Linked DNA regions of Mus musculus: region 1 is linked to region 2. Evidence: chromatin loops called from intact Hi-C (ENCODE). Cell type or tissue: left cerebral cortex. All regions are shown on one strand.

Evidence for each region. A loop is a pair of places that touch in the nucleus more often than their neighbours do. Peaks named below come from ENCODE experiments on the same cell type or tissue, not always from the same donor. Only the 100,000 strongest peaks of a DNase experiment are listed, where the experiment ranks them.
Region 1: it touches region 2 in a loop (2.2-fold over the local background); 3 of 42 quality-filtered maps call a loop at or near these places.

What each region holds. Positions count from the first base shown.
Region 1 is chr5:45,940,915-45,948,914 of GRCm38, reverse strand. All of the region lies in intron 2 of Gm40298 (a long non-coding RNA gene), which reads right to left. Among named protein-coding and RNA genes, the nearest start is that of Gm40298, 12 kb to the right of the region's middle. In left cerebral cortex, no CTCF peak of the experiment used is centred here; a DNase peak (open chromatin) is centred at 4,777.
Region 2 is chr5:45,752,951-45,760,950 of GRCm38, reverse strand. The region is part of intron 4 of Lcorl (ligand dependent nuclear receptor corepressor-like); the gene reads left to right. It also overlaps the pseudogene Gm21020. Among named protein-coding and RNA genes, the nearest start is that of Gm3414, 29 kb to the right of the region's middle. In left cerebral cortex, CTCF peaks have their summits at 3,256 (motif pointing left) and 5,667 (motif pointing left); no DNase peak of the experiment used is centred here.

The DNA of each region.
Region 1 (8,000 bases), 190 kb before region 2:
AATTCAATGCACATTTCAAAACACAATTATAAAAGCAATATCCACTTTTGAAACAAAGGAGTTAATCTCTTTGTGTCAGCAGTCATGGATATAAATGAAATAAGCAATTAAATTTTCCTTCACTGCCAACATCCTTGAAACTGTACCTTCCAATTATATGAAACACTACTTTAGCAATGCATCTTTAGACCTTGCTTCATTGGCTTGAACTACTGAAGCTAAACATTTTTAGCGCTTTGGATAAAAAGCTTGTCTCCATGTTATAGCTCAGGGAAACAAGCGAGGCAAAGCAGCAACACTTTGCCATCTGAAGAGGAGCAGAACCACCCTGAGGAGTGTGGGTGTTCCTCTTTTAATAAGTAGCTGTGTATAAAATCACTGTCATATAAATTTTCACAGTTTTCAAACAAATCGTGAATTTTACCCATTTTTTTTCTTACTGGAACATAATTTCTTTAGTAAGTCATTTGTTTGATGTTACTAATATTATCATTAATCTCTTTATTCTGAACTAATGTGAACAATTTTATGACCACTTGACTCCAGGGCTTTCAGATGTCAAGTTAGCTCAAGATTTTCTCATTCTCACCACAGTCTCCAGAGATCCATAACCATGACAATACATCATAGATATAAAATAAATATCTGTAAATGAAATGTGATACCCTATGTGTGCAATCTTGGCTATCAGAACCATATGACTATTTCTAAATAAGTTAACAAGGCTTTGTTCTTATTGTTCTCTAAGTGAGATTTGTCACAAGCAGTGTTAAATAGGCAAAACTCTACAAATAGGAGGTATCACAGAGGTACCAAAATTTGAGGGAAATGGAATTTTTTAAAATTTCCAATTATATGCCTGGACAGATGGTTCAGTAGGTAAAGTAGAAGCATGAAACCTGAGTTACAGTCCCTAGGACTCATGAAGCTTGGAACACCCAAGATACAATTCACAGAAGCTCAAGAAGAAGGAAGACCAAAATGTGGGTATTTTGGTCCTTCTTAGAGGAGGAACAAAATACCCATGGGAGGAGATACAGAGACAAAGTGTAGAGCAGAGACTGAAGGAAAGGCCATCCAGAGACTGCCTCACCTGGGGATTCATCCCATATACAGTTACCAAACACAGACACTATTGCAGATGCCAACAAGTGCTTGCTGACAGGAGCCTGATATAGCTGTGTCCTGAGAGGCTCTGCCAGTGCCTGAAAAATACTGAGGGGGATACTCTCAGCCAACCATTGGACTGAGCACAGAGCCCCCAATGGGGGAGCTAGAGAAAGTACCCAAGGAGCTGAAGGGGTTTGCAGCCCCATAGGTGGAACAATAATATGAACCAACCAGTACCCCCAGAACTCCCAGGAACTAAACCACCAACCAAAGAGTATACAAGGAGCAAATCAAGGCTCCAGCCACATATGTAGCAGAGGATAGCCTTGTGGGACATCAATGGGAGGAGAGACCCTTGGTCCTTTGAAGGCTCGGTGTCAAAGTATAGGGGAATGCTAGGATCAGGAAGTAGGAGTGGATGGGTTGGTGATCAGGGGGAGGTGGGATGGGATAGGAGTTTTTCAGAGGGGAAACGAGGAAAGGGAATAACATTTGAAATGTAAATAAAGAAAATATCTAATTAAAAAAAGTTTTTTAAAAAGTTGTGGGAGTAACCAGCTACTATCAGATTGAATTTAAGGTCCACTCCATGAGACGGAATCCAAGTCTGACACGGCTTAGGTGGTGTACTGATTAGTTCTATGTCCACGTAACACAAGCTGGAGTCATCAGAGAGTAGAAAGCCTTGATTGAGAAAATGCCACCATAAGATCAGGTTGTAGGCAAGATTGTAGGGCATTTTTTTTAATTAGCAATTTATGGGGGAGAGCCCAGACCATTATGGGTGGTGACACCCCTGGGCTTTGGTCCTAAGTTTTATAAGAAATCAGGCTGAGCAACTCATGGGGAGCTAAACAGTAAGCAGCATACCTCCATGGCCTCTGCAATAGCTTCTGCCTCCAGTTTCCTGCCTTGCTTGAGGTACTGTCCTGACTTCCTTTGATGGTGAACTGTGATGTTGAAGCGTAAGCTGAAAAACAATTTCCTCCACAAGTTGCTTTTTTAATAGTGTTTCATCACAGCAAAAATAACTATAACTAATATAGAGCCAAGAACCTGAGATTAGATAGGCCATGACCTAAGGGGAAACAAAATACTACTATTCTACTAATGAGACATAGAATAAAACCACTCCTAACAACATTTTGCTATATTCATAAATCAATGACTTGCTCAGCCATTATCAGAGAAGCTTCCTCGAGCAGTAAATGGGAACAAAGACAGAGACCAGATGGACAATGTTCAGAGAGTGGGAGACATTGGAATGGGCTGTCTCCATCAAATCCTTCCCCTCAGGGCTTTGCAAAAGAGGATGTTGGATGATTACAAGAGTCAGTGAGGATGGAAGACACCAAGGAAACAGGCATTCTGGACACAATGGGACTGACCCACACATGAACTCATAGACATTGTGGCAGCATGCACAGGACCTGCACAGGTCTAAGCTACATGGGGGTCCCAGTAATAAGAGAGGAAGTAGACACAAGTCTCTATCTCTAACCCAGAATCTATCATCAATTGATAACTGCTCCCAAAGAAAAACCTAGTTTTCACTGGGTGTGCAAGCCACACGTATGGGCAGGCCCCAAACCAAGCTGTAGATGGCCCCGGAAAAACAAACTCAATGGTATTTTTGGAGGTTTTTTGTTTTATAATAATTTATCTGTAACATAAAACCTTCTCTAACCTTATAGGTCTTTTGCTTATATGATTTGGTTTCTGGTTTTATGTTTTCATGAGACTTCTGTGTTTGGAAATGTTTGTGTCTCTGGACCTACTACATGTGTTTCTTGTGGGTTTTCATTGGCTCTTGTTTTCTGTTTGTGTTTGTTTGGGTCTTTTGTCATATTCTGGATTGTTTTTATTTTATCTTAACTTATTTTTCTGTAGATGTTCATTTCTAGTGCGAGGGAGAAGGAAAGGGTATGAGCTGAGGAAGGAAAACAATCAGAATCACAATGTACTGTATGATACACACACACACACACACACACACACACACACACACACACCAACAAAGATATGTTATATGTTAAGAAAGAAAGAAAGAAAGAAAGAAAGAAAGAAAGAAAGAAAGAAAAAGAGAGAGAGAGGGAGGAAGGAAAGGAAAGGAAAGGAAAGGAAAGGAAAGGAAAGGAAAGGAAAGGAAAGGAAAGGAAAGGAAAGGAAAGGAAAAAACTGCTCCATGGGTAAACTAATAAGAGAAACAAAATTAAATTTAAAACCACTAGAAAACTCTGAACTCCAAAGAATTTGGAACATTCTAAGTACCACAGGCCTTGGTGACATCAACCCCACACTGATACCTAGTGACAACACAAAGACTTGAGGGACTGTGGCAATAACACCCAAGATAATAATGTTCTGGGATCCCAAGACAACTGACTTCACAAGAAAGAGAAGAACTGATTTCTGGCTCCATTTGTGAAAGATAAAACCAACCAGAAATGATCAGCCATAGACCAGGAAACCCAGGGAGTCACTGGGTGTATGAGAAAGATTCTAATGAAAGATGCTTGCTAACATTCAGACATGTGGGAATTTGGAATCAGTGCATGTTAGAGTATGAATCACTTGTATCTCAGCCTGGATATACTATCAGGAGTATTGACTCTAACCTCTGAAGCTGGAATCAAGAGACAGGCATCTGTTTTGTAGGACACATTAAGGACATGTACATAAGTCACATAAAATATAGTGGTGTGGCACTTTAAAGATGTATGGCTTTTAAACAGTCTTATATTTATTTATGACATGGTTCTGCATATTCACACTGACTACTGACACACAACCTTCTAAAACATAAAACTCTCTTAGACTCTAAAGCTTGGAAGGGATCACGAAGATCAAGACCAACTCCCTACAAGAACAGTCCCAGCTCTCCTCTATAACATCCCAGAGCACAGAATGCATACAGCAAGGTGGTGTCTGTGGTCTGTGGGGGATAAAACAATAGCCTAAAATTGCCTGCTGACTACATGTTCTCTTTAACACGCTAGCAAATCACAGTGGGATTAAAAAGAACACCCTCTCCTCGTTGTGACTCATGCCTGCTATGAACTCTATGAGGGGCTTCTTAACCGTGTGCCTTCTAGCCAAGAGAGCACTTAATATGGGAATCAGAGTCATCTCTTAAGGAGGACACCAAGAGTGGGAGCAGAAAGCATGCGTAGTATCTTTGTGCCCTTCCTCTCAGTTTTGCTATGAACCAAAAATTTCTCTAAACTAATTGTCTTTTATTAAATAACAAGATTTCTAATGAAAAATAAAGTGTAGAATCTGAAGGCTGAGGACTAGCATTTGCCTGTGGGTAGAGGACACCGCCTCCACTGGAATCTAGAATGAACTTTATACTGTAGTCTTCTCGGATACACACAACAGCTATTTTGTTAACTCCTCTGACTTATTTTTTTTAACATGAATTTTAGAATATTTTTTAAGTCTACAATAAACACTTCCAGTGTAGGGGTAGGACATTATGTTAATTTGGTTGTAAATTGCTCACACATCTTAAGAGAAAATCAGAAGGGGGGGGGAGTTGATCATGAATACATTGGTCTGTCTTGTTCTCTCCTCTGTAGGGTAGAGTCTCAATAAGGATTTGAAATTTTTGAAAGGAGCTTTCTAAGGACTCACATAGTGCTGGCCCTATTTCACATACAGAAAGGGGCATACAAGACATGCAGATGGCTTCTAATTATGCGCTGCTCCTGATTGCACCATTTTGGGGCTGGTTTATTGGCTTTTCTCTCCTGTCAAAAAGCACCAAGTCAGAGCATTTAGATCTCCAGTGGCTCGCATTTAAGACACTGCCACTCTTTCAGATGCGAAGACATGACCACAGTGAAGCTGGAACATGAAATCAGGATTGCGTAGAGCCTTTTAGAAAGGGGTTGTTAGTGTGGCCTTGCTGAGCAGTATTGTCTAGATAGGTTTTTGTATCATCATCCCCTATGGCTCCCTAGAGAACTAAGACCATTGCATAGAGCAGCATGTTCAACTGTGTTCCAAAATTTCAGCAGCTTTCCAGGCCCAACGGTTTTGAAGGGGCAGAGGTTTTCGAGGTTCCCATAATGAGTAAGCACACATTCCATGTGTTTTGACAAGACTGTTGTCAGATATTACCAGAACTCTGTGCAGTACATCAAATATATATTTTGGTTGCATAGAAACACTGAAAAGTAAAACCTCAATCCCATAAGAAAAATATGCTGAACAATTTTTTAAAATCAACAAAAATAGGGTTCCTTGGGGAAAGTTATGACAATTCTTTCCTTGTGGCAATTATTTGCCTTTGTATTGAATTAACTTCTTTCTTTTATTTTGTTCTCTCTCTCTCTCTCTCTCTCTCTCTCTCTCTCTCTCTCTCTCTCTCCCTCTCTCTCTCTTTCTTTGTATCAGACAGAAAATAAGAAACTAAGATGTGGTGAGTTACAAAATGAAAATTGCTCCATAAAATGTATGTAAGAAATGTGTTTAAGTAAGTTAACAATTACCACTAGCATTTGTAAGAAAGGACAGAGAATAGAAGTGCACTTGTTTAGGAGTCTCAGATTAAATGATAGGACAGGACTAGAGGTCATGGAAAGATATTTACTGGTACGAAAATTATCAGAGGACAGGAGATTCTAGCTCATTTTACAGCTTTTATGGAGCATTCTGAAGCCAACTATCTGGATGGACGTGGGAAGGATTTATGTAGCATAAAGAATGGTTTGAATCATATTATTAGAAAAGTGGAAACGTATTCTTTATCAGAACTATCAGAGCTGCTTATCGAGCCATTGTTCTGAGACATTATCCCTCCAAAGTGAACATGAATATTTTAACTCTCCTTAGAATTCTAGCCCATCCTATGTATAATAAAATCCCTAAACTATTCAGTAGTTCTAAGACTTACTCTTTTCTGGGTTCCTCAGACTTTTGACATCAAGTCAAAAAAGCTCTTATTTTTGGAGGTCATGGGAGTCAGTAAGGACAAAGATGCAGAGGAATTTTGCTTTATTTAGCGGCATAAGTTACCTCAATTCCTTTGCCTTAAATAGACTAAGGTTGCTTTTATTTCTCTGGCAAGCATAACTCATGGTTTGGAGATTTGTTGTAATAGGATTCCAAATTTTTGGTGTCATTTGTCCTTATCTGTTTTAATTTCTTCCATAGCTGAGCAAGATGGTTACAAATGTAGCCATTCTTCTGTAGGATGTGGGGAAGAGGTACGTGTGTGTGTGTGTGTGTGTGTGTGTGTGTGTGTGTGCTGCACGCGTGTGTGCGTACAAATGTGTGTAATATGCACTTGTTCATATGTGTATGTAAGTGTGCTCAGTCATATTTAATTATGGAGGATAGAATGTCTCCCCCACATTATTTTTTGACAGAGTCTCTATGGAACCTCCTAGATGGGTTGGCCAACAAAGCCTCTGGGATCTACCCATCTCTGTTCTCTACAGCCAGAGTTATAAACAAGGACTGCCACACCTAGCTTTCTTTACATGAATAACGGGGATTCAATCTCGGGTTCCCATGTTTGCACAACTATTTCACCCACTGTCCCATCTCTCTAGCCCAAAGAAGGTCATTTGAATGCTTCTGAAGTTAATTTAAATCCTTACTGATGTAAAATTTGTGATGGATGACAACAATTGAGCCTCTTATAATCTTAATTGACATAACTATCCTTATATCAGTTCTGCTAAGATAATTTCACATCTACCAAAGAAGAAAACCATAGTCAATAACTTAACCCTTTTACCAGGTAATACCTCTAACTCAAAATTGTGGGGACATGGAAATCAGCAAGCATTCAAATTAGAGAGCCCGTCAATATATAAAGCAATAACAAATTGTTTTCACTTATCCATTTGAGAAATCTAAAAGAAATGTTATTTGTAACCAGTTTGTTAGGAAAATCTGCGTAAATAAACAATTAAACTTGAAACTAATCAAGACAATAATGCAGTTAATTTGAGATAAGTCACAAACCACATTGCAAAATCAGAATGATAAAGTTCCAATTACAAAAGGGAAGTGATCATGTGGTAGGCAAAAAATTTCTTGAAATACATAATAAATATAATATTTGATACATAAGTATAAAAGTAAAAATATCTTGTGCTTCATCCTAATTTAAATTTCTGTTGATAAAAAATATTTTCCGGGAGAAAGTACACACAAGATATTCATCTAATAAAGAACTTGTATCCAGAATATACACAAAACCTCTACAGATAAAAATCACAAACTCAATTTGTACAAATGAAAGAGAAGCCTTGAGCAAACCTTTTACAAAAGATATGTCAGGATCCCACTAGGACACAGGTAGCAGCTCAGCATCATCAGCTGTGCAGAAAGCATAAATCAACATTGCTTGCTATTAAGTGGCTGAACTGAGACTGATAATGTCAAGTGTTTGCAAGATGTTGGGCAACTGCAGTTTTCATGCATGGCTTGTGTGAGGATTAAGTTGTATAAACATTGTAGAGTGCCATGTATACGTTCATGACCATAAAAGGTGCATCTACACAATGACCAAAAATGACCTATTCAAAGAGTGATACCACAAAGAAATGAAATAAAAATCATTTGTCCACAAAGTCATTTTCATAGTAACCCCCAAATTAGAAATACCTCAAATGTGTTTTAAAAAGATTATTTCTAATGTAGTAACTTCATACTTCTCAGCATTACTGATATTTGCAATAAGACAGATGTATTTCAAAACAAAAATCCAAACTATACAACATGATCTATATATTAAGTACCCAAATAAGCAATTAGAAAGAAATCGGCTGCCTGTGTGTAATGATGGTTAAGACAGCAGGCACAAAAGAGAGTTCTGGATAATGTAGATGCCTCATGTATTTCTGAGTGACAACTACATTGGTATGTACAAG
Region 2 (8,000 bases):
TGAGGCTCAAGTCAAATGACTTTCCTGTTTGCTCTCATGATAGCTACACAACTAGGTCATAGTTTGTTCTGCTATATCTCCCTTTAGTGAAAATACATATCTAGATTTGCCAGTAATTGATAATTGATAGATATTCTACATATCCTCTCTATTTATGTTAGCTGTGTTTCTTAATTGTGAGGACAAGCATGTGTACTTCCTTTGTCTTTTAGTATTCTTTGTATCATACTTGTTAATATAGATCCCTGGGGAATGTTTTATATTTTTCATTTATCCCTTTATTACATGAGATTTTCAGCAAGGGAAAGGGGAAGTTAAAAGGTTTATTTTAACTTTGTTAATGAGAGTGATGTAAGTAACCATCTTATTTTTACATCCTATTCTGAAAACATGCTTTAAAGGATTAAATTAATCCTTCCTACCGTTCACCATGCAGTAGTACTACAATCTGATGATAGAAACCATGATTGTAAAAATTGACCCATTCTTTCTAGAGTTCTTTTCTATTCATGCAGTGTAGTGAGACTGTTAATGCTTCTTGTGTTAAGTGTGCCAACATAAGTGATCCACACGAAGTCGAAATGCATTTGCAATAGTCAACGACACTTGGAAACCGTGACCTCAGGTCACAGCTATGTTGGCGTTAACATACAAGATAGGTAAAATCAGCCTAATGTATATCTCTGGATTGTTTGGGTGAATTTAAAGTTTAATAATTTTTTACATCTTAAAAATTATTTTATATTCTATCAAGGCCAGAAGACAACTTGAAGAGTGGGTTTTCTTCTTCCTCCTTTTGGATCAAACTCTTGGTTTCAGGTGCTTTTTACCAGCTGAACCCTCATGCATAGGGTTCTTGCACATGTATCTACACACTGGCCCGCATGCAATAAAACTGTTAGCCCTGTATGTAAATTATATAAGATAAACCATACAGCAATTATGAAATTAAAGTAAAATGATCCATACCTAGTAAGCATATTGATACATGAGATGTATTTGCTATACATAATGCAACCTGAATTTATGGCGTTACGCTTGGCTATTGTTCAGTTGCACATGGTCAAGCATGATGTAAGAATACTAAGTGGAAAATCATAGAAATACATACATCGTGAGTTTTAAATAACCATACTGTAGTGTGTTGTTACTACAGAAGAATATTTGGCATTAAGAGAGCCATGAGTAGTAGAAACAAGCCTTAAGTGAAAATGAGTGTCTAAATTGTTCAGAGGGATTATAAATGTGTTTAACGTACACCATTTTATATTCTAATTTTTATATTAATAGTTCTGTTTCTTTATACTTCATTTTTAATCTAGTACTATACCATATTGATAAACGTTTTATCATAAACATGTATGTTTATGATAAAAGGAAAAAAACATTTTACAGGGTTTTATAACTTTAGACATCTAAAGAGAATCTTAGAATATATCACATATGGATAAAGGAAAGTATTCTGTAGATTTTCACTTGTACTATTTAAGAGCCTTCTACAATATTAGATGTTAGTTATTCCAACTGAGTAAAATTAATAGAAACATTGTTATAGTTTGACTTTCAAATCAACACAGATAACATTAGAAACATGCAGAAAATGGAAAATGATGAATCAGGGTAATCTACCATGTCCTGTTTTACAATGCAAATGTCCTTTGAACACTTATATCTGAACCCAGGAAATAAAATCATATAAGTGCATATATTCATTGTCTTTGAACCAAATAAGTTCAGATTATAGGGGATTTTGTTTTTGTTTGGGGGGGTTGGTTTTTTTGGGTTTTGTTTTGTTTTGCCTTTTCAACCTACCTTTCAAACTGTGAACCCAAGAACTAAAAAGATTGTAGTTGAAAAATGATCATGATACTCACACTAGGATTTATATTATTGATATCACATAGTCTTACCTTAAGAGATAAGCTTATGTTGGAAGTCTCTCACTATTCCTGGCTTGCTTTTTCTCTTTTTGTTTTTCCTTCTCTGTAGAAATACAGTTAGGTTGAATCCTATTTAAATTTGGAGATCTTAAAGTTTTGTCCAGTAAAGTCAAGCATAATCATGTATGCCTGTAATCTTAGCACTTCTGAGGTTAAGTAAGAAGGATTCGTAGTTCAAGGTCATCCTTGGCTGCATAAGGAGTTTGAGGTTAACTTCAACTACATGAGACCCTATTCCAAAATTATCTATAGATATGTGTTCATATTCTTATAGAGTACATGTATGTGTATGTGTACATACAAGTACGTACATAAATATATGTATTCCTACATTCCCCTGCCTTTTTGTTTTGTATAACTGACAAATGATCTTGTATAGGTGTCTGGTTATTTTGCACTATACTCCCTGATATGTATGTGTGTGTGTGTCTGTCTGTCTGTCTGTCTGTATACACTCATACATATATTTACATACACACACACATACAAAATCAGTCAGTCAGAAGTCATGAATGGCCAGGCTTCTCAGCTCTTACTGTCATGTCTTTGTTTTAAAATATAGAGGTAGGGAGATAGCTTAATCAGTGCCTACCATGTAAAGGTTAGTACCTGAGTTTAGATCTTTAGTATGCATAGGAAAGCTGGGTGTGGTAGCCATGGAGATGTTCAGACAAGAAGATCCCTGGAGCTCAGTGGTCAGTAAGCCTAGTCAAATGAATGAACTCCAGGTTTAGTTAAAAAAAAAAAACAAACAAAAAACAAAAAAAAAAAAAAAAACACTGTCTTTAAAAAATGATATAGCCAGTGATCATATGTGACATCCAGTGTCAACCTCTGGCTCCACACATGTGCGTGCATACACAAACAAATATATGCACCAGACATACACACAAAAAATGAAATTCATGACCTCTTTGAGAGTCTAGTGACTTTCACAGGGGTTGGGTCACCTAAGACAATCAGAACACTAGTATTTCCGATGATTCTTAGGAACTGAAATACCACTCCTCTATCTGTCTCCAGACTGACCTGCCTAGATGTAGATAAGCCCACATATAACTACCTGGACACAGACACCCTGAACAAATGCAGGGGTGTGATAGGGGTGACACCATAAAGTACTTTGCCAGCCCGGTCATACATGTGTGGCGAGCAGCTATTGTGTTGAAAGTAGCAATATTGAAGGTAAAGTAACACTTTATGAATTATAATTGCTGGGTAAATGTAAAATCATGTACTGTAAAATCATTAACTACTGGGAAAAAATATTATCAGTACCATGGGAACTTAATTTTTATATTCCCATTGTGAATACTGCCCCCTTGTGATAGTTACAGGTATATAAAGAAAATAGAAAACAAAAGAAAAGGCACATCATAGGAAACATTAATGAAGCTTATTGACTGGACTATGCCATGTATGATCTTTTGTACTCTTAAAGCTAGTGTTATATATTATTCTCATTAGAAAACCATCCCATGACAGTGGATCGTGTAGAGAAGAACATTAAGAAAAGAAAATATAGTAAGGATTTTTTATAGTATGGTTTGACCTCAATAATTACAGCAGAAGTTGAGAAACTATAATGTGGTATTTGTTGTGAAGCTGAACAAACTAAAAAGCCATTTTGATAGCAAACAACTTAGCTTTTCTGGCAAGGATACCAACTATTTTAGAAGCAAAGATGATGGACTCAAGAAAACCAGACTTAATACTGGTGGCAGCTACCACAAACAAAATGTAGCAGCCATGGAAGCTGCACATGTGGTGGCACTCAGACTTGTTAGAGCTGTGAACTGTCATACTATTGGTGAAGATTTACAGTTGCCAGCGGCCATCATTGTTTGAGTTATTAGTGGAGATGAATTTTTTACTCAGTTGAATGCAATTTCCTTATTTAACGACACTGTCTACTGAAGAATAGATGGCATGTCTGCTGATATACTTGGTCAGGTAATTCAGGAAATTAAATATATTCCACTTCTAATATTCAGTATCTAGTTTGATCAGTCCACAGACTTTGCAAATTATTCACTGATTTATGCAAGGTATATTAATGATGGAGACTCTAAGATGAATTTCTCTTCTGCAAATGTCGTAAAACAACATTTCTGCATGTAATGTTTTTGACACAGTTGGTTCATTTTTGAAAGATCACAAGATCTGTTGGGGAAAGGTTTCTGCCCTAGCTATGCTAGAATGGTGATCTGGATTTCAATGTTTGGAACTGAATGAGTCAGCAGAAGTCATCGGAACTCACTGTATGATTTATTGGCAAATATTACCAATGAAGTCACTGCCACAGGAGTTACAAGAAGTAATGATCGGCACCATAAGTTCTGTCACTTTTGTCCAAGTGAGTTCTTTAAACAGTCTGCTGTTGAAACAGTGAGGAGTTGGATGCATCATACACGGCTCTGCTATTTCACACTGCAGTGAGATAGAGCAAGATGAAAAGTTCTAAAACATGTTGTCGATCTTTGTGATGCACTCAAAATGAAAGTGAGTAACAGAAGATAGCTTACTTTGTTGACATCTTTGCCATCTTGAATAACTTAACTATCACAGAACGCAGCCTGCCTTGATTTGTCTGAAAAAGTCCAAAAAGATTTATTCCAAATGAAACTTCAGGTTTGGCCAGGAAAATTAGAGGATAAAAATAAATTTTACATGTTACCTAACCTTACCTGCCTTCTTTGAGGAACATGACATTGAGCCAGACAAAAGGATTACAATGATAATTTCTATGAAACATCACTTGCACAAGCTTGCAGACAAAATTTTATTTCATTTTCCAAATCTACATGACCCCCATTTGCACTTGCCGAAAGCCCTTTAATAAAGTTGAAGATGTTCCTGAGACAGTAAAGTTCATTGAGCTTATTAACAGCAATGTAGCAAGAACTGGCTTCTCACAGTGCTAGTTACACACTTCTGGAGCAGATGTTTCCAGTCCTGTCCTGCCCGGTCTGAGACTGTGGTGCACCACCTTCTTCCATTTCCAACACCATAGCTCTGTGAAACAGGGATCTGTAGCTTGCTGGGTATCAAATCTAAATATATAAATAGACTTGTGGAAAGTAATCTTTGTTGTCCTCTTGTAAAGACTATTCCAAGAATTTCTGATCTGGTCAAAAAGAAACCATCTCAACCTTTGCACTGACATTGGCTTTTTACACATACTGTCACAAAATGTAGCCATGTAGTTTACTGTTGTTATAGTAAGACTGTTAGCCACGCTATACCATGCTTCAAAACAAATTTTTATTTATAATGAGAAATAAATATTTCACAATATGTAATCACATATTGTTTTATGGTTAATCACTCTGCTTTAATTATGTTCAGTTTGTAACAATGGACATATATCCTACATATCAGGTATTTATATCACAATTCATAAAAATAGCAAGGTTAGAGTTATAAAATAGCAACAAAAATAATTTTATGGTTGGGATGTCACCACATCAGGAACTCCTAAATGATTTCAGCATTAGGAAGGTTAAGAACCTTCTAGCCAGGCGTGGTGGCGCACACCTTTGATCCCAGCACTCGGGAGGCAGAGGCAGGCGGATTTCTGAGTTCGAGGCCAGCCTGGTCTACAAAGTGAGTTCCAGGACACCAGGTTTCGAGAAACCCTGTCTCGAAAAACCAAAAAAAAGAAAAAAACAAAAAACAAAAAACAAAAACACTGTTCTAAAGGATCTCTGGTGCCATCTGCTGAGTGACTTTTTAAGGAAGACCATGGAGGGGAAAGTATAAAATTTTCATTTAATCTTTTTAAAATTAATTTTTCATTAATAGGCCTTATTTATATTTCAAATGGGGGTTCCCACTATTTTATTCATGCTACCCATCAACTTTAAATTCTTCTACCTCAGCCTTCTAAATATTAGTATTATAGGCATATACCACCATATCCCTAGTATAATCTGTTGTTTTTTTAAGTGAATTTAAGTTTGTAGATGGAGCAGAAAGTTCAGTGTTCTCATATTCATATATTTTCCCAACATTCTTTAAATTTTCAGTGTATAAACATATTGTTTATAATTGATAATAATTGATGAACATCATAGCCAAAAGTAACATGGAAATGAAAGAGTTTATTTCATCTTAGACTTCCAAGTGGTAGTCCAACACTGAGAAAAGTCGGAGCAGGAACTAAGCAGGAAAGAAACTTGAAGGCAGGAGCTGAAGTAGAAGCCACAGGCTGTCCAGGAATTTACTCTGTAGACCAGGCTGGACCTGAAATCAGAGATCTACCTGCATCTGCCTCCTAGTGTTGGGATTAAAGGCAAGCGCCACCATGGCCTGGTTTTCTTGTCATACATTTTGGAAGATTGCTTTCCAAGGAATCAGTCCATTCCCAACTACTAGTAACTTTTGAGCATTGAACTTACTCATAATTTTTATTTCTCCTTTTAAATAATTGGCATCTATAATAATGATGCATTTTATTTTTGGTTCTAGTAAGCTTGTATATTTTTTCTTATTCTTAATATCATAATCAAACTGATTATTTTTTCCAAAGAGCCAAATGAACTTGTTTATTTTTAAAGATGTAAAATACAAACTATATTCTTTTTATTTTATTTATTCACTTTACATTGTGATTACAACCCCCCTCTCCTCCTAGTCCCCCTTCACACAGCTCCTCTTCCATCCCCCCATTTTCTCCTCTGAGAAGGGGGAGGTGCCCCCTATGTCAACCCATCCTGGCACATCAAGTCACTGCAGCACTAGGCAAATCCACTCCCCTGAGGCCAGACAAGGCAGCCGAGTTAGAGGAACAGAGACAGGGACACAGAGTCAGGGATAGCCGCTGCCCCAGTTGTTAGAGGACCCACATGAAGATAAAGGTGCACTTGTGGGATGTAGAGGGGATAGGTCTAGCCCATGTATGCTCTTTGGTTGGTGGTTCAGTCTCTGGTTGCCTCCAAGGATCCAGGTTAGTTGGCTCTGTTGGTCTTCCTGTGGAGTTCCTGTCCTCTCTGTGTCCCTCAGTCCTTCTCCTAACTCTCCCCAGGCTCCATCTAATGAGAAGCTATATTCTTTATTCTAGTCTTAAGCAATATAACCTCTTGATGACTTTAAAGCAAGAAAAGTTCTAAAGTCATGAGTTTTCCCCCTTATTTCAGTTTTTGCTTTCATTGCTTCCATATGCTCTCTAGACCTTATATGACACTAAAGCGTAGAGACATAAAGAAGGGGAGTACAAAGATGCTGAGCCATCACTCCAGGCCCAAACCTTCTCATTTTTCAATTTCAGTCTTTGATGGTCTGGTCTTGCTCTTTATTATTTTCTTCCAATACTTTTGTAATGAATCCTACTTTTGTATGCTATGATCTAATGAATCTTACTTTTATATGTTATGATCTATTTATTTGGGGGAACTGGGTTAGATTTTCAGCTCCCACATAATGGCACACAACGATCTATAACTCCTGTTCTGGGGTATCTGACATGCTCTTTGACCCCTATGAGCATCAGGCATGCACATGGTGCATTGCACATTCATGTGGGCAAAATACTTGTGTATATAAAAGAAATTTTTAAAAAAGGAATGAGGCTTTCTTTATAACAATAAAAAGTTAAAATGTGTGAAAAGCTACTACAATGTGGGACTTCAGAGATGGCTCTGCAGTTAAGAGCTCCCTCAGAGTACCTGGGTTCACTTCCCAGCACCAACATTGTGGTTCACAAGCATCCATAACTCTAGTTCCAGAGGATATGATGCCTTCTTCTGATCACCCTGGACGCCTGGCATGCTTGTGATGAGCATCCACATAAAAAATATAAGTATAGCTAGGCTTGGTGGCATAAAGTGAGGTTCAGGCCAGCCAGAGATACAAGTAACCAAGCAGAATATTAAAAATAAAAATCATACAGTTGAATTTAAAATGTAAATTTTTAAACAATATGTTGCATATAGCAAAAGTTTTTGAAAATCTGAAAAAGCCATCAATAATTTAGCTATAAATTAGAAGTGTTAAAGGTGCTAAGAAATGAAAGAACAAAATAGCTACTATGTGTTTAATGATAGTTAGGTTGGAAAGAAT